2 separate regions of the Homo sapiens genome follow, and region 2 is linked to region 1. The links are chromatin loops, found by intact Hi-C in ENCODE. Cell type or tissue: heart left ventricle. All regions are shown on one strand. Links, peaks and the distances in the headings refer to the core of each region. The heading gives the core; the rest is flanking DNA. Region 1 holds the start of LINC01091 (long intergenic non-protein coding RNA 1091). Region 2 has its middle 50 kb from the start of LINC02435.

Region 1 (9,205 bases), core at 603-8,602:
AGGTGGTCTCAAATGGAGATGAGGAACTTGTTGGAAACTGGAGCTAAGGTAACTCTTGTTATGCCTTAGCAAAGAGACTGGCAGCATTTTGCCTCTGCCCTAGAGATGTGTGGAACTTTGAGATTGAGAGAGATGATTTAGGGCATCTGGCAGAAGAAATTTCTAAGTGGCAAAGCATTCAAGAGGAAGCAGAGCATAAAAGTTTGGAAAATTTGCAGTCTGATGATGCAATCAAAAAAAAAAAACATTTTCTGGGGAGAAATTCAAGCCTGTTGCAGAAATGTGCATAAGTAACAAGCAGCTGAATGTTAAGACAATGGAGAAAATGTCTCCAGGGCATGTCAGGGACCTTCATGGCAGTCCCTCCCATCACAGGCCCAGAGGCCTAGGAGAAAAAAATGGTTTCATGGGCCAGGCCCAGGGCCCCCCTGCTGTGTGCAGCCTAGGGACTTGATGCCTTGCATCCTGGCTGCTTCAGTACCAGCTGTGGCTAAAAGGGGTCAAGGTATAGCTCAGGCTGTGGCTTCAGAAGGTGCAAGCCCCAAGCCTTGGCAGCTTCCACATGGTGTTGAGCCTGCAGGTGCACAGAAGTCAAGAATTGAGGTTTGGGAATCCCACCTAGATTCCAGAAGATGTATGGAAACACCTGGATGTCCAGACAGAAGTTTGCTGCAGGGATAGAGCCCTCATGGAGAACCTCTGCTAGAGCAGTGTGGAAAGAAAATGTGAGGTTGGAGCCCCCACATACAGTCCCCACTGGGCCACTGCCTAGTGGAGCTGTGACAAGAGAGACACTGTCCTCCAGACCCCAGACTGGTAGATCCACCAACAGCTTACAGCATGTACCTGGAAAAGCCATAGGCAATCATTGCCAGCCTGTGAAAGCAGCTGGAAGGAGGGCTATACCCTGTAAAGCCACAGAAGCAGAGCTGCCCAAGGCCATGGGAGCCCACCTCTTGCATCGGCATGCCCTAGATATGAGACATGGAGTCAAAGGAGGTCATTTTGGAATTTTAAGGCTTAATGACTGCCCTGTTGGATTTTGGAATTGCATGGGACCTGTAGCCCCTTTGTTTTGGACAATTTCTCCCATTTGGAATGGGTGTATTTACCCAGTGTCTGTACCCCATTGTATCTAGGAAGTAACTAACTTGCTCCTAATTTTACAGGCTCATAGGTGGAAGGGACTTGCCTTGTCTTAGATGAGACTTTGGACTTGGACTTTTGAGTTAATGCTGGAATACTTTGGGGGACTGTTGGAAAGGCATGATTGTGTTTTGAAATATGAGGACATGAGATTTGAGAGAAGCCAAAGGCAGAATTGTATGGTTTGGCTGTGTTCCCACCCAAATCTCATCTTGAATTGTAGTTCCCATAATCCCCACGTGTCATGGGAGGGACCCAGTGGGAGGTAATTTAACCATCATGCTGCTCATGCTGTTCTCATGATAGTGAGTGAGTTCTCGCAAGATCTGATGGTTTTATAAGAAGCTTCCCCCTTCGCTCAGCACTCATTCTCTTTCCTGCCACCCTGTCAAGAGGTACCTTCTGCCATAATTGTAAGTTTCCTGAGGCCTCCCCAGCCATGTGGAACTGTGAGTCAATTAAATCTCTTTCCTTTATAAATTATCCAGTCTTGGATATTTCTTCATAGCAACATGAGAACAGACTAATACACAGACATATGAGTAAAAAACCCAAAATCTTTTTCCAAAGGAAAAGAAAGAGTGGAGGCATTTTGTCATGCTAATTTATCTGCAATGAGATATGAGAATTTCTTTCTGCACTCAGGATGGCCCTTTGATTTATTTATCATCTAATACTCTTCATAACATGGGGACATCTGAACCAGGATTGAAAAAAGTATTTGGAGTAAAGAGTCTTTAGAAAGAATGGAAACAAAGTTACCAAAGATTTTACTTGCTCACACATTTATTGAATGACCATGTCTTGTCTAGTGAATGCCAGGTGCTGTTAGGTGACATTTTCTACAATCAAATTTAGTAGCCCTTAATTCTTTTTTTTTTTTTTTTTTTTTTGAGACGGAGTCTCCCTCTGTCACCCAGGCTGGAGTGCAGTGGTCTGATCTCTGCTCACTGCAACCTCCGCCTCCCAGGTTCAAGCAATTCTCCTGCCTCAGCTTCCTGAGTAGCTGGGATTACAGACATGTGCTGCCACGCCCAGCTAATTTTTTTTTTTTTTTTTTTTTTTTTGTATTTTTAGTAGAGACAGGGTTTCAGCATGTTGGTCAGGCTGGTCTCGAACTCTTGACCTCATGATCCACCCACCTTGGCCTCCCAAAGTGCTGGGATTACAGGCATGAGCCACCACGCCCAGCCCCCTTAATTCATTTTTAAGAGCCTGAGTTCATGAGAGAAAAGGAGAGGGGGAAGCTAGTTTCTTTATGCTTTTGTCAATCCCATTCTCTCTTTATTCTATACCTTATCATGGCCATTTTATTTTCAATTCTTTTCCATTTCCTTTCATGTCATGTATACAGTCAGCAAGAGGGGAAGAATACCTTTCCTTCTCTGCTAAGAAATAGCAAGGGATCTTGAATAATTTTCCCTCTGATATGTGTTAACTGATCTTGTTCTACCTCTGTTTTTGCTGTTGGATTGCTGTCTGTCAGACACTGCTGATGATTTCTAAGTAATTCATTTGTCCCACAAGTGGGACAAATTATTCCCTAAAATACTTGAGAAAGTGTACAGTAGAGGAGCCTAGAACAACAAATCTGGCTCAATTCTAGCCTCCTATAATTATCTACATGCCCTGAGGGAAGCCATTTATACCTGAGACTCCATTTACCCCCTCTGTATAACGGACGTGAAGACCTACATGTATTATTAGTCCGTTATCACACTGCTGATAAAGACATATCCGAGACTGGGCAATTTACAAAAGAAAGAGCTTTAATTGGACTTACAGTTCCACATGGATGGGGAAGCATCACCATCATGGTGGAAGGCAAGAAGGAGCAAGTCCCATCTTGCATGGATGGCAGCAGTCAAGGAGAAAATGAGGAAGAGGCAAAAGTGGAAACTGCTCAAACCAACAGATCTCGTGAGACTTACTCACTACCAGGAGAACAGTATGGGGAAAACTGCCCCCATGATTCAGTTATCTCCCACCGGGTCCCTCCTAAAACATGTGGGAATTATGGCAGTACAATTCAAGATGAGATATGGGTGGGGACACAGAGCCAAACCATATCACCACATAAAGGGTGATGAGTATTATAAGCAATGTCCTTTAAGTGCCTAGTATAGTTCCTATCTTACGGTAGATGGAGATATTATTATTCATTACTGCAATGGTTAATACTGAGTGTCAACTTGATTGGACTGAAAGATACAAAGTATTGATCCTGGGCATGTCTGTGAGGGTGTTGCCAAAGGAGATTAACATTTGAGTCAGTGGGCTGGGAAAGGCAGACCCACCCTTAATCTGGTGAGCACAATCTAATTAGCTGCCAGTGTAGCTAGAATATAAAGCAGGCAGAAAAATGTGAAAAGAGAGCCTGGCCTAGCCTCCCAGCCTACATGTTTCTCCCATGCTGGATACTTCCTGCCCTTGAACATCAGACTCCATGTTCTTCAGTTTTGGAACTTGGACTGGCTCTCCTTGCTCCTCAGCTGGCAGAGAGCCTATGGTGGGACTTTGTGGTCGTGTGAGTTAATACTAAATAAACTCCCATATATAGATATGGAGTTTATGGCAGACTCCTATATAACCACCACTAACTGCCATTAAGCTTTAAAAATAAAAGAGTTTTGTCAGTAAATATATGAATGGCTTATAGATGAACACTTCAAATAATCCATTACACAATCTCACCACTCAATATCATACTGTCAAAGAACTCTTATTAAGCAAGAGGACATGTCATGTGAAAGACCCAAGATACACTGAACCATATTACATCAGTACCCTGTTTTGTTTTTACCACTAGACAATTTGTTAGACTGATTTATTTTCTGTTATTACTTTCCATTGTTCCAGGAAAAGGAAAGAAGGAAGAAAGTCTCTTCCTTTGAATGTTAAAGATTTAATTGCGGCTGGGCGCAGTGGCTCACACTTGCAATCCCAGCACTTTGGGAGAATGAGGTGGGTGGATCACAAGGTCAGAAGTTCGAGACCAGCCTGGCCAACATGATGAAACTCCTTCTCTACTAAAAATACAAAAATTATCTGGGTGTGGTGGCAGGTGCCTATAATCCCAGCTACTCTGGAGGCTGAGGCAGGAGAATTTGAACCTGGGAGATGGAGGTTGCAGTGAGCCAAGATCGCACCATTGCACATTGCACTCCAGCCTGGGCAACAGGGTGAAACTCCATCTCAAAAAAAAAAAAAAAAAAAAAAAAAAAAAAAAAAAAAAAAAAAGCATTTAATTGCACTTAATTTTGAACAGAAAGCATGGAGAAAACATCACTTACCTTCTCAAACTCCATTTTGTACACCCCAATTGACTGAGTGGTGCTTTCCCACCCTCATCCACAGATCACAGAGACACAGCTAGGACAGAAGAATTCTCCTCTAACAGCAGATCTGGCTGGGTACAAAAAAAAAAAAAAAAAAAAACAGGAAATGTTCTAAGTGACTTTCATCCATTTATTTCCAAAGTAAATAATCCCACAGAAATGGATAGGAAAAAAATTTAGCCTACATTCTTTTACTTTACAACATAGTTCCAGATATAGTCTTTGGTTTTATTTTCATAACAAGTTACGTTCTTAATATGTCACAGTGAATTTCAAGGAAAGCATTATTTGTCATGGTTCCAAATATTAATGTCTCTGATGAAATTGATGTTTCTGTCATTTCTAGTTGTCAGAGTTTCTGTTTCCTCAAGGTCTTCTCTAGCAACAAAATCCCAAAATTCTTTAAGAACATGAAGATGGCTCTTGATACAATTTTGTATTATATTGCATGTTAGATCTACAAAGAGGCTCTTCTCCCTATACTGAGAGAAACTCTTTCTGATTGAGTCCTTGTGTCTTCTAAAGTGGATCACTTTATGGTATTGTTTGTTCTTAATAGTAATGATCAGAATGGTAACACTAAGCAAAGAGCACCTGTAGGGCTGGGCTAATTATTTTACATATTAGTTTATTTAATCCTCCAAACTTCCTGTAAAATAGGTTTTCATTTCTGCATGGCATAAGAGAGGCTTTCAAGGGATTAAGAGGCTGCAAGTCACAATTTGGTAAAATCTGGAACTAGTAAAATCTACATCTCTCCCCAACTCCAAAACTTGTGTTCTTTATGCAGTACTAACCAGAGTAAGAAGGAAAATGTGTAAATAAATTATGCTACTTGACAGTTATAGAACCTAAGCAAATGATAAATGCAAAGTCTACCAGTAGTGAGTCAAGAGCAAAGTCTAGGGGTTGAACCCAAGCAGCCCCAGACATCCAATCCAGAGCCATGTTTGGGTTAACATTCATAATGTTTTGATTTTTATTCAGAATAATTGCCCACATTTAAAACTATGCAGAATTCCCATAAAAAGCAGGACTGAGAACTTCTATTGACAAATCAGAATATCTAGCAACTTGGGCCTCCACATTCCCACATGGTAGCAATAAGTGAAGCAGAGTAGCAGATGCCCCTTCGGACAGGACACTCCACCCATGCACTGCAGCCTACTCTCTGCTGACTTAGTTTGTGTGCCTGAACCCTCAGGGCTTTTGAGTTTGTGACCCTCCTTTTCTCCATGGCATCCAATGTAGTCAAATTAGAAGGGTAAAATGTTCTCAACTTCATAAATATACAGTGTGTCAAAAACTATAAGAAAGAATGTAACTTGTACCTTTTCCTCAATGGTTTCTTCCTGGGGATGACCCAGAGATTGTGAGGGTTTGGAGAACAGCCTAGGGCCTTCAATTAAAATAGTTTTGTCTTTGGTTACTACCGGAATAAACCTGTAAGCAGACAGCTGTTTCATGCCAGCTGAAATTCTAGTCTTGGGTGGGATGGCAGAGGTTTATGACTTCAGATGAGAAACAGGCAGGAACAGATTATATTCTTATGCCAAGTTTCTCTCTTTATTGCCATGGAAGCAAGAAGAGCAATGCAGAACATGGAAAGCTTTGCTAGAGCAGTGTTTCACTCAGACTTTCTGCAAGACATCAGGAGCTGCTCGAGATTTTGCAAACACATTTATGGGAAAATCATGGCTATAGAAAAGCTCCTAAAATTAAAACAGAGCTGGAAAAGAATAAAGATCATTGCATTTGTCTTTAAACTCAGAAGCAGAACCCCTGGGATTTAGCATTGTATAACAACACTGGAAACATTATTAACATTAATAAATAAACATCTGGATTGACTTGCAGTCTAAATTTAAGTGTCCTAAATATTTTGGCTCAATTATAACTATACTGCTTTTTTCTAAATTCTCAAATGTTTCTTCTGTCCTTAGCTTATATTTCATTTTCTTCTAACTCTTTTAACTCGAATCTTTAAATGGACCTTGTTGTATAAATGTTTAAGCACCAAATGTCTATATAAGGATATGGAATTGATATTGATTTCAGATTTCATATTTGTACAATCTGGGTTCTTTACATACTTATAGGCTTTTAATTGGAATTACATAATCACACCATTTGTTTATCTTTATTTCATATAATGCTTTCTGTTATATATAATTTCAAGAGTGCCAAAATTTACCAACAAAGTTTTAGTTGAGCTAAAATTAAACCTGCATGCTATTATGAAGCTATCTGTTATTTCCATTTTTAAATATAAAATTAGCCAGAGTTAGCCCAGTTTGGGATAGTATTAGGGAGAACCCATAAAATATGGTGACATAAACCACATTATGCCATAATCATGGCCAAGTTTCACTTGAATTCTCAAATGTATTCAAAAAGCAAGAGTAAAGGTCAGCAAAACACATCTTCACCAAGAAAAGTGCAGTAAAACGAATGCCAAATTAAATGGGCCAGCTACAGAGAATTCTACCCATAAACACAATGCTTATACTTAATCTGTTTCTCACCACCTTCATTTGAGAACGCTGGTCTCAGGTCCCTGGGCTGCTGTTCCTGCCTTGAGCTTTTTTGTCGTTGCAAGCCACGGGGTTGCTATGCAAAGTCCCAACGCATGGAACCAGAGTTAATCATTCACAGGCCTTTTTGCCTGAAATAAGATGCTTTTCATTTCCCTTGGCTTATGTGAATAATGAAAAAAGAAAACAAACAAAGGAGATAACTGCACAATGTTAAAAGATAATCCCTTAGCATAACTATTGTCTAGAAGGCTGAGCACCGTAGTCAGGCAAAAATCCAGTCTGCATTCAGTGACTACACTGACATTTATTTATAAGAGATTATGCCGTGACAGAGCTTCAAGTCATTTAGAAATGCTCCCATTCCCCAAGGCCTTCGTTATATTTATATGCAGGAGCCCATATTATTTTTCCTGGTGTTATGGCAACAAGGATTTCAGTGTTTACAGAGCTATCAAGTTCTGACAAGCCAAGCCGGGGACTTTGCATCACTGGCTTGCATTAAAATGGAGCGCAGGACCTGGAGAGCTGAGCTGAAGCTCAGCTGTCTGAACAACTAATACCTGAGCAGAAGAGGGTTAGGAAGCAGGCAAACGGTGCTAATCAACTCACAGAGCCACTTTCCCCCAAGGGAATTTGCCCTCATGATCCTGCGGTTTAAGAAATATATTACAAAATACGCTGAACCTAGGAAGTCATATTAAACTCAAAAGAAAAACAAAACCCAAATTCCTACTACAATTTTGTACTCTGCGTGGATGTTTTAAAGCTGTGTTGAGTATCGTACATTAGAGTCCTTTATTAGGCCTCTGGAGTAGAGAAAGGGGAAATGAAAATGCAGTGGGTGAAGAAAGGGCAGAACAAATACTCTCTCTGTGCCCACCTTTGGTTTTTAACTACACAATGGAGATCAGCCCAGCTTACGTTCACACCTAATTTAACCACTGCCCAGGGCCCAGTAGTTTCTAGCATACTCCAGCTCTGAAGCTAATTACTGCAGGAAGCTGGTTATGAAAATGTCCCAGAAATATCTGTATCTCACAGACAAAATTATTTTGAGAACTTGCCACCTGCTCCACGAAAATAAATATATGGAAGCAGGACCTTGCGCTCCATGGTTTTCTACATTGAAGTTGTTTTCTGGAGTTGGCCCAAACTCCTCCATATTCTCTGACTAGAGACAGAGCTAGAAATCATTTAAAAAAAAAAAAAAGTCCTTCCAAACATACTCTTTGGACATCTTGGTTCTAGATGGAGCAGGAAATAAAAGCCACAAGCTTAACCTCTGATACAATAAGCTACCACCTTCCAGTTCTAGATTTGGGCCTGGGAAATAATCAAGTCAGAGTAAAATGAAACAAGGAGTTCTAACCACATTTCTTTTTCTTCTTTTTCTTTCTCTCTTTATTTTCTTTCCTTTATATATGTGTGTTCATAAGGGTATTGGTACTCATTTGGTTATAAAAGTGTCACACTGAATTGTAGAATGAACTTCACACACGTCTAAATCCTTTTCAGTTTTTTTGAGATAGGGTCTCCCATTGGCAGTGCAATCATGGCTCACTGCTGCCTCAACCTCCCAGGCTCAAGTGATCTTCCCATCTCAATCTCCCAGGTAACTAGGATTACAGGCAAATGCCACCATGCCTGGGTAATTTTTTGTATTTTTTTGTAGAGACAGGGTCTCACTATGTTGCCCAGGCTGGTCTAGAACTCCTGGGTTCAAGTGATATGCCTGCCTCAGCCTGGGATTACAGGCATGAGATACCACACCCAGCTAATTTTTTTTTTTAATTGAGGTTTTGTTCTGTTTTAAGGATAAATAGCAAGAAATATGCAGATTTCCTAATGCTTAAGGTGAACATTTCAACAAATAATGAACTGAGACTTGCCAGGTACCGTAGACATGTGGAAAAAAGTTTTATTTACACAGTATACACTTTTAAGTCATATAAAATAATTTTTAATGGCAGAAAAGGTAGTAACAATAATTACACTAAATGTCTCTGAATGTCTTTCTTAGTAAACTAGAGCTATATAAGAAAATAGCTAGAAATGGGTGAGTGTGATCTCCTGGATTTTCCCCTTGGAAAAGACCAGTATTGACAGGGCCGCTTCACAAGACTCACTGGGAAGCCTGGGAGAGGCACAGGTCTTTGTGGCCCAGATACACAGCAAGCCCATTCT
Region 2 (9,205 bases), core at 501-8,500, 81 kb after region 1:
AATAGCAATTTCATATGTATCAAGCTAATAAACAAACAATTCCAAGGTTTTCTGGTATATTCAGATGTCTTTAAGCAGGACTCTTTCTCTCTTTAGGGGTTTCGATGTTTTCCTGAAAGATGTCTACAGGTTCCTTCCCAACCCTATGTCTATACGTCCCATGTCAATCCTGTAATTGCCTTGGGAAGTTTTGTGTCGGAGAAACTATAAAGCAGAAAAATGCAGCCTTCTTTCAGTGGATAACTCCAAATCCATAAGAAACAAACAGGGGGGGAAACAGGACCTTTTAACTTGTGAAGGCAATAAAAATGTGTTCCAAGTATAAACAATTTAAGACCGTATAATACCTGACTCTTCTACCTCAGCAAAGGAGTCAGTTCCATCTCTGCTGAAGAAAATCTCCATCAAGACATTACAGGTGATTTAGCTTCCAAACTAGTTTGGTCCTGTATGATCTCCACCAAATTGTATTTATGGACTTCCATAAAGTGAAAGCATCAAAGACGCTTCACCTAGGTCCCCAGGCTGGGCTGGCACGAGGGCCAATGAAAGCAAATGCCTGATCCCTTAATTCACAGGGCCTCCCTGTTCTCCAATCGGTGCATCCTCACCTAGCTGGGAAGTGTAAATGAAGGGATTTGGTTTGATCCCCCAGGAGGCACAGTACAAAGACACAGTATAAAAATAAAGTATGCAGGATAATATGCTTACTCTTGGGCATAAAAATGTTTACAATACACTGCTCACAGCAGGTCCTGCTCTTCCTCTTACATGGTCTCTCTGAGCTGGCGTCCAATGGTGCTGATTAAGAAGCTAACCCAGGCTGTCTCTTGCAATAGCACAAAAATAAAGTTCATCTTCACAAGAACATGTAGTGGAAATGCACATATGTGGATACATACATGCGCATAAGAACATGTGTGCACAAGCCTTTTTCTCTAGGCGACACCCATTCTGGCCAGCATTATGAAGTTTTACTTATTCTTCAAAGAAAAGGCAATGGCAAAGAGGGTAAGAGATCTGGCTTTCCCCAGATGAAGAAATGAGCATTAAGTAGCCATTAACGTCACAAACAGAAAGACCACAGACACTAAGCACCACTTTTGGATTTTTCTTGCTAAAATAAATAATCTATCCTGAAGGGGATCAAGTCTCTAAATCTAGCTACCAGTTCACAGAAAATAGAGGGGGACAGAGAAACAGAAAGTTGAGTGCACAGCCACAGATGTAGGTAAATGGATACATTTGATGGTAGCAGCATGTAGAAGTTCTTTTTTAACTTTGGGCAAAGTAAATTCCCAGTGCTTGAGTCCATTTACACCTGCCCTGCCATGTGGTCACTCCCTCATTATCTCTAGAGGTACCTCACACTTGGACAGATTCAAAACCATCTTTTTCTTTCTCTTTCATTGTGTAAAATTCTCCCTCTGTTTTGTGCTGGGTATGCTGTAGTCAAGTTGGTTAGTCTGGTAAGGACATCTCTCATAATTCCTTTCCCTCTAGGATTGTGTCAAGAGTAGCCAGGCCAGGCATAGTAGCTCATGCCTGTAATCCTGGCAATTTATGAGACCAAGGTGGGAGGATCTCTGAAGTACAGAAGTTCAAAACCATCCTGGACAACATAGTGAAACCTCATCTCTACAAAAAATGTTTTAAATTAGTCAGGCACAGCATCATTTGCCTGTAGTCCCAAGCTACTTGGGAGGCTGAGGTGGGAGGATTGCTTGAGCCCAGCAGCTCGATGCTGCAGTGAGCCATGCTTGCACCACTGTACTCCAGCCTGGGTGACAGAGTATGACTCTGTCTCAAAAAACAAGAGTTGCAGAAAAGGAACTCAGGCAAGATTTGAGACAGAAATGAAGACTTCATTCTCAGACATACTGACAGAAAGACGCAGAGGAGTGTGGCAGGATCCACGTGGTCCTCTCTCTCCTCAGACCCATATTTAGTGCTTTCCAATTATTAGCCCTGCTGACTAGCAGCTGTCCACTACCAGTCACTTGGGTACAGATTCTCAGTAGCTCCCCTGAGGTTACAAATTCTCAGTAGCTCCCCTGAGGCAACAGCTTCCCAAAGACACTGCACCGATTCTCTCTTCACAGTCCCATGTCAGCAGCTGGAAGGGTTCATCTTCTCAGATTTTCCTGCAAGCTCCAGCTTGCCCACCCAGGCCAATGCTTCAGTCATGTCTGAAATGAATGACTTCCACTCTGATCCTCCAACTCCCCTTTCTGGGCCTTCCTTTCCCCGATCCTCCCACAATTGAGTAAGGTTTAATTCCTATAATAAATATGTCAGCCCACACTCAAAGTGGCACTGCTTCCCTGCCGAACCTGGATGACACATCTCTATCACCTACTAGTGCTGGTTCTGCTTCCTACAAAACCTCCCAAGATTGACGGTTCTAGTACTTCTAATGACAGCCTTTTGAGGACTGGAGGTTGATTTCTCGTAGCAGAACTCATTCCTGCTGGCCGTCACACCTGGCCCTTCAGTGTTTCTGCTGGGTGTGGCTTCAAGCCCTCTCACATCTGGGCACTCTCTCTCATAAAAGCACATGGGATATTTAATCAGTTTCGTTTGTTTAAGTGGACCTCATTAATACCAGCTTTTGAAATCATTTTTCTTATTCCTTTATTCCACATATTCAGTATTTCTTCCAAATAGTCACATTTGACCCTATGCCTTTAATATCTTCATCTGACACAGTGATCCATGGGAAAACGGCAAAGACAAATTGCTGCTATTACAGACTTTTTTCCAAAAGGTGTCTTTGGGGTATGATTGTCATGACCAAGTTTTCATGTGGCCCAGGTAAATCAATATCTAACCTAGGAGACTTGGTCAAATTAGATAGCACAAAGGCTAAATAAATAAATAAGGATATAGCACCAGTGGCTTTAAACCTGGGAGAATGGTTCCATTATTGAAAATAGGAATAGACAATAGGGCAGATGTTTTCACATTGTATGCAAAATATACAAGATGATGCATTTCATTTTAGATGACTTGGGCTGGAGGTGCCTGGAGATATCCCTGAGCTGAAGATGATTATTTTGAAGTCATCTGCATATAAGTGATATTTGAATGCACAAAGGTAGATTCATTCTTTAAAAGATAATAAAGACATTTTTATTAAAAAGATAATAAACATTTAAAAAGATAAATATTTAAAAGATAATAGATAAATAAACAGAGGGGCCAAGAATAGTACAGTCCTCCCTACATATCTGTGGGGAATTGGTTCCAGGACCCCAACAGATACCAAAATCTGCCCAAGTCCCTTATGTAAAATGAGGCAGTATTTTCACATTACCTATGCACATCCTCACATGTACTTTTTTTTTTATAATTGCAACTTTTATTTTAGATTCGGGGATACCTGTGCAGGTTTGTTATATGGGTATATTGGTGAGGTTTGGGGTACAAATGATCCCAAATAGTAATGCTGAGGTTTGGGGTACAAATGATGCCATCACCCGGGTGGTGAACATAGTAGTCAATGGTTTTTCAACCCTTGCCCCTCTCCCTGCCTCCTCCCTCTAGGAGTCCCCAATATATATTATTGCCATCTTTATGTTCATGTTTACCCAATATTTAGCCTTCTACTTATAAATAAGAATATGTGGTATTTGGTTTTCTCTCCCTGCATTCAATTGCTCAAGGTCATGGGCTCCAGCTGCATGGTGCTGCAAAGAACATGATTTTGTTCTTTTTTATGGTTGCATAGTATTCCACAGTGTATATGTACGGTATTTTCTTTATCCAGTCCACTGCTGATGGGCACCTAGGTTGATTCCATGTTTTTGCTATTGTGAATGGTGCTGCAATGAACATATGAGTGCATGTGTCTTTTTGGTAAAACAATTTTTTTAAATATATATACCCAGTAATGGGATTGCTGGGTCAAATGGTAGTTCTATTGTAAGTTCCCTGAGAAATCTCCAAACTTCTTTTCACAGTGGCTGAACTAATTTACATTCCCACTCAACAGGGTATAAATGCTCCCTTTTCTCCACAGGCTCGCCAGCATCTGTTATTTTTTGACTTTTTAATAATTTCTGTTCTGACATATGAGATGGTATCTCATTGTGGTTTTGATTTGCATTTCTCTGATAATTCATGATGTGGAATATTTTTTCATGTTTGTTGGCCATTTGTGTGTCCTCTGTTCATGTCTTTTGCATACTTTTTCATGGGATTCTTTGGTTTTCGCTTGTCCCGTTATTTAAGTTCCTTACAGATTCTGGATAGCAGACTTTTGTCAGATGCATTGTTTGCAAATATTTTCTCCCATTCTGTAGGTTGTCTATTTATTCTATTGATAGTTTATTTTGCTGTGCAGAAGCTTTTTAGTCTAATTAGGTCCCACTTGTCAACTCTTGGTTTTGTTGCGATTGCATTTGAGGACTTAGTCATAAATTCTTTCCCAAGGCCAGTGTCCAGAATGGTGTTTCCTAGGTTTTCTTCTAGGATTCTTATAGTTTGAGGGCTTACATTTAAATATTTAATCCATCTTGAGTTAACTTTTGTATATGATGAAAATTGGGGTCCAGTTTCATTCTTCTGCATATGGCTAGCCAGCTATCCCAGCACCATTTATTGAACAGGGAGTACTTTCCCCACTGCTTATATTTGTCAACTTTGTGAAGAACAGATGGCTGTAGGGGTATGGCTTTTCTTCTAGGTTCTGTTCCATTGTTCCATATAATTTAAATCATCTCTAGGTTACTAATAATACTTAATACAATGTAAATGCTATGTAAATTGTTGTTAAGCATGTTTTTTAAAATTTGTATTATGTTTTGTATTTTTTATTGGCTCTTTTTTTGGAAATACATTAATCTGCATTTGGTTGAATTTGTGGATGCAGAACCAGAAGATATGAAAGGCCAGCTGTCCATTGGTAATATTTGTGTCATTTAAGCATATGAGCTTTTGAAAATTTAGCTACTCCTAGCACATTACCATCTACACATGAAAAGTTAAGGTCAGGGAAACACACCAATCTGAGTATTCAGGACTAAGAACCACCTGGCTAGTTAAAAATCCACATAGCCTTGATTCTCCTACTGTTGTTTCCCTAAGCCTGGTATTATTGAACAAAGAAGATTCTCTTATTTTATACATGCTATGATGAATAAGAGAATACAACCCAAACTGTAGAAGTCATTTTATCTAATTTTGCCCCTTTGCTGGAATTAGACTTTTATCCAATGTAAATGTCTTTAGGCTTTGGTCAGTAGATACAGAAATCTTTAAGTGAGACTTGAAACAGCTCAAATGTCCATCACTTGGGGACTGGTTGAATAAACTACGCAACTTAAAAGGGATGAGAGATAGCTGCACCTGCTGCTAAGCAGTGAATGCTGAGATAAATTGTATAGTTAAAAAAGATAAGGTGGAGGAAAATGTGTATAGTAAACTTACATTTATCTAAGAAAGTAGATGTGAACGAGATGCAAGTATCTATACATATTTGCTCCTGTAAAATAAAATTGAAAGATAAACCATGAAGTTTTTAAAAATTACCTATGGGAGAGGGGAGACAGAGATTGGAGGCCAACTTCTCTGAATATACTTTGTTTTATATAACTTTAAAACAAAAGTAAGGCTATTATCAAAATGATGAAAGATTAAGTGTTGGTGAGGATGTGGAGAAAAGGGAACCATTTTGTACTGTTGTTGGGAATATAAATAAATATAGCCATTATACATAAACAGTATGGAGGTCCCTCAAAAAATTAAAAATAGAGCTACCATATGATCCAACAAGCCACTACTGGGGTATATATCTAAACAACATAAAATCAGTATATTGAAGAGATGTCGTCAGCCCCTGTTCATTACAGTACTATTCACAATAGCCAAGACATGGAATCATGGTAAGCGTGCATCAAAGAGTGAATGGCTGAAGAAAATATGGTATGTGTGGCTAGACGCGGTGGCTCATGCCTGTAATCCCAGCACTTTGGGAGGCCGAGGCGGGTGGATCACGAGGTCAGGAGATCGAGACCAGCCTGGCCAACATGGTTAAACCCCGTCTCTACTAAAAATACAAAAAATTAGCCAGGCATGGTGGCAGGCGCCTGTAGTCCCAGCTACTTGGGAGGCTGAGGAAGGAGAATGGTGTGAACCCGGGAGGTGGAGCTTGCAGTGAGCTGAGGTGATGCCACTGCACTCCAGCCCGGGTGACAGAGCAAGACTCCATCTCAAAAAAAAAAAAAGAAAAAAGAAAATACGGTATGTGTACACAATGGAATACAATTCAGCCTTATAAAAAAAGAAAATTTTCTCATTTGCAACAACATAGATGAACCTGGAGGACATTGTGATAAATGAAATAAACCAGGCACAGAAAGACAAATACCACATGACCTCACTTACATGTAGAGTATAAAAAATCAGTCATATAAACAGGAGTGAGGCCGAGGGGTGGAGAAATTGGGGAGATGCTGGTCAAAGGAAACAAAATTTCACTTAGACAGAAGGAATAAGTTCAAGAGATGTATTGTATGTCATGGTGACTGCAGCTAATAACAACATATTGTATATCTGAAAATTACTAAAAGTAGATTTTAAGTGTTCTCACCACAAAAAATAAGTATGTGAAGTAATGCTTATTTAAAATCGCTTAGTCATTCCACACACGTATGTGTGTGTATATATATACATCATATTGTACACCATAAATATATATACATCATATTGTACACCATAAATATATACAATTTTTACTTGTCAATTCTAAAAAATAATTAAATTTTTAAAAACAAAATTAAATAAATCTAAAATAACTACACTACAATGCTAAAGCAAAATGAAGCAAATAAATTTAACTATTTTTTTCAAGTGACTTTAAAAGACAATGATTTCTACATCCCTATTGGTATATACTCTAAAGATGAAAAGAACTGCAAAATAAATTCAAACGGTTGTTTTACAATTGTATTTTAATAATATTTTATATTATTCTAAACCTATTATTAATTAGACACAAATTTATACAGAAAGATAAAACAAGTAAGTAATTCTCAGTAAGAACTAATCATTTATTTTCTCTTTAAAATGAAAGAAAAAGAAGGAAGAGAGGAAGGAACGGAGGAAGTGAGAAAAGAATGGAGGCAGGCTAAAACATAAACCAATTCAGTATCAATGAGCAGTCGTCATATCTAGGTTGTGGTTTCTAAAAAATACCATTTCCCATAAGGAAACTCAAGCTCCTTGGAAAAATAGCTAATTTCTGGTTTAGGGCCAGAAATGTACAAGATAAGCCTAGAACATCCTGTCATACCAGAAAATTAGAGAGCTATTGAAGATGACTGAAAGATTTATAAGCCTAACTTGAAAAGGCTCCCACTGGCTTCTTGGAGACAATTTGAGCATGGATTTTTTAAAAGATGCATCAAATAAATTCAAATAGGTTTAAACATTCATAACTTCATTACGACATTTAAAAACTAAGTGACTGACTTGGCCAATGTTAAGAAACCAACTCACTGAAACTAGTTTTAAAAAAGGGAGTTGGTGGCCGGGCGCGGTGGCTCACGCCTGTAATCCCAGCACTTTGGGAGGCCGAGGTGGGTGGATCATGAGGTCAGGAGATCAAGATCATCCTGGCTAACACGGTGAAACCCCATCTCTACTAAAAATACAAAAAATTAGCCTGGCATGGTAGCAGGCGCCTGTAGTCCCAGTTACTCGGGAGGCTGAGGCGGGAGAATGGCGTGAACCCAGGAGGTGGAGCTTGCAGTGAGCCGAGATCACGCCACTGCACTCCAGCCTGGGCAACAGAGCGAGACTCCGTCACAAAAAAAAAAAAAAGGGTGGGGGGAGTTGGGGGTCAATATAGATCTAGCATCCATCTGGCCTTCCCTATGCAAACTGTCCCTCAGAATAATCAAACAGCTAATATGATAGAAAGTATTCCAGCAAATAAATGGAGAAGAAATGATAAAATGGAATACCACCAATCTAGATAATAATCATCAAAGCTACTAATGTCACAAAATGGAGAAATACAGATATTATGTGCATTCTATGAAGAAGAGTGTGATTCTTTTTAAGTCTTTTTAGCAATATTTACAGAAATATTTATAAATAATATGACAGAATATCTGTGTGTTGTGAGGTAATGACATAACAAAAAAGGAAACTACAGACTAATATCCCTGATAAACATAAATATAAAAATCCTCAACAAAATACCTGCTAACTGAATCCAACAGCATATCAAAAAGATAACACACCATGATCAAGTGGGTTTCATACCACGAATGCAGGGATGGTTTAACACATGCAAGTCAATAAATGTGATACATCACATAAACAAAATTTAAAACAAAAATAATATGATAATGTCAATAGATGCAGAAAAAGTATTTGACAAAATCGAGCACCCCATTATGATTAAAACCCTCAGCAAAATTGGCATAGAAGGGAGATACCTCAAGGAAATAAAACTCATCTATGACAAACACACAGCCAACATTATACTGAATGGGGAAAAGTTGAAAGCATTCCCCCTGAGAACTGGAACAAGACAACAATGCCCACTTTCACCACTTCTATTCAATATAGTACTGGAAGTCCTACCCAGATCAATCAGACAATAGAAAGAAATAAAGGGCACCCAAACCACTAAAGAGGAAGTCAAACTGTCAGTGTTCGCCAATGATATGATTGCATACCTAGAATACCCTAAAGACTCACGCAAAAAGGTCCTAGATCTGATTAATGAATTTAGTAAAGTTTCAGGATACAAAATCAATGTACACAAATAAGCAGCACTGCTATACACCAACAACAAGCAAGCTGAGAAACAAATCAAGAACTCAATTCATTTTACAACAGCTGCAAAATAAAATAAAATAAAATACTTAGGAATATACCTAACCAAGGAGGTAAAAGATCTTGACAAGGAAGTCTTCAAAACGCTGGTGAAAGAAATTATCGACGACACAAATAAATGGAAACACATCCCATGCTCATGGATGAGTAGAAACAATATTGTGAAAATGGCCATACTGACAAAAGCAATTTACAGATTCAGTGCAATTCCTATCAAAATACCATCGTCTTCATTCACAGAACTAGAAAAAACAATCCTAAAATTCATATAGAACAACAACAAAAAAAAGCCCACATAGCCAAAGCAATACTAACAAAAAGAACAAATCTGGAGGCATCACTTTACCCAACTTCA

Evidence for each region. Hi-C counts contacts between places; a loop is a spot of excess contacts. Peaks named below come from ENCODE experiments on the same cell type or tissue, not always from the same donor. Only the 100,000 strongest peaks of a DNase experiment are listed, where the experiment ranks them.
Region 2: a loop joins it to region 1, with 2.8 times the contacts of the local background. A loop is called at or near these places in 41 of 110 quality-filtered maps.

The regions. Positions count from the first base shown.
Region 1 is chr4:123,648,137-123,657,341 of GRCh38, reverse strand. LINC01091 (long intergenic non-protein coding RNA 1091) reads right to left here and starts at 7,351. Exons shown (of 6, transcript NR_027105.3): 1 at 7,013-7,351; 2 at 4,440-4,555. In heart left ventricle, for the core only: no CTCF peak of the experiment used is centred there; no DNase peak of the experiment used is centred there; H3K4me3 peaks cover 1,005 bases; H3K27ac peaks cover 4,360 bases.
Region 2 is chr4:123,567,167-123,576,371 of GRCh38, reverse strand. No RefSeq gene overlaps it. Among named protein-coding and RNA genes, the nearest start is that of LINC02435, 50 kb to the right of the region's middle. In heart left ventricle, for the core only: no CTCF peak of the experiment used is centred there; no DNase peak of the experiment used is centred there.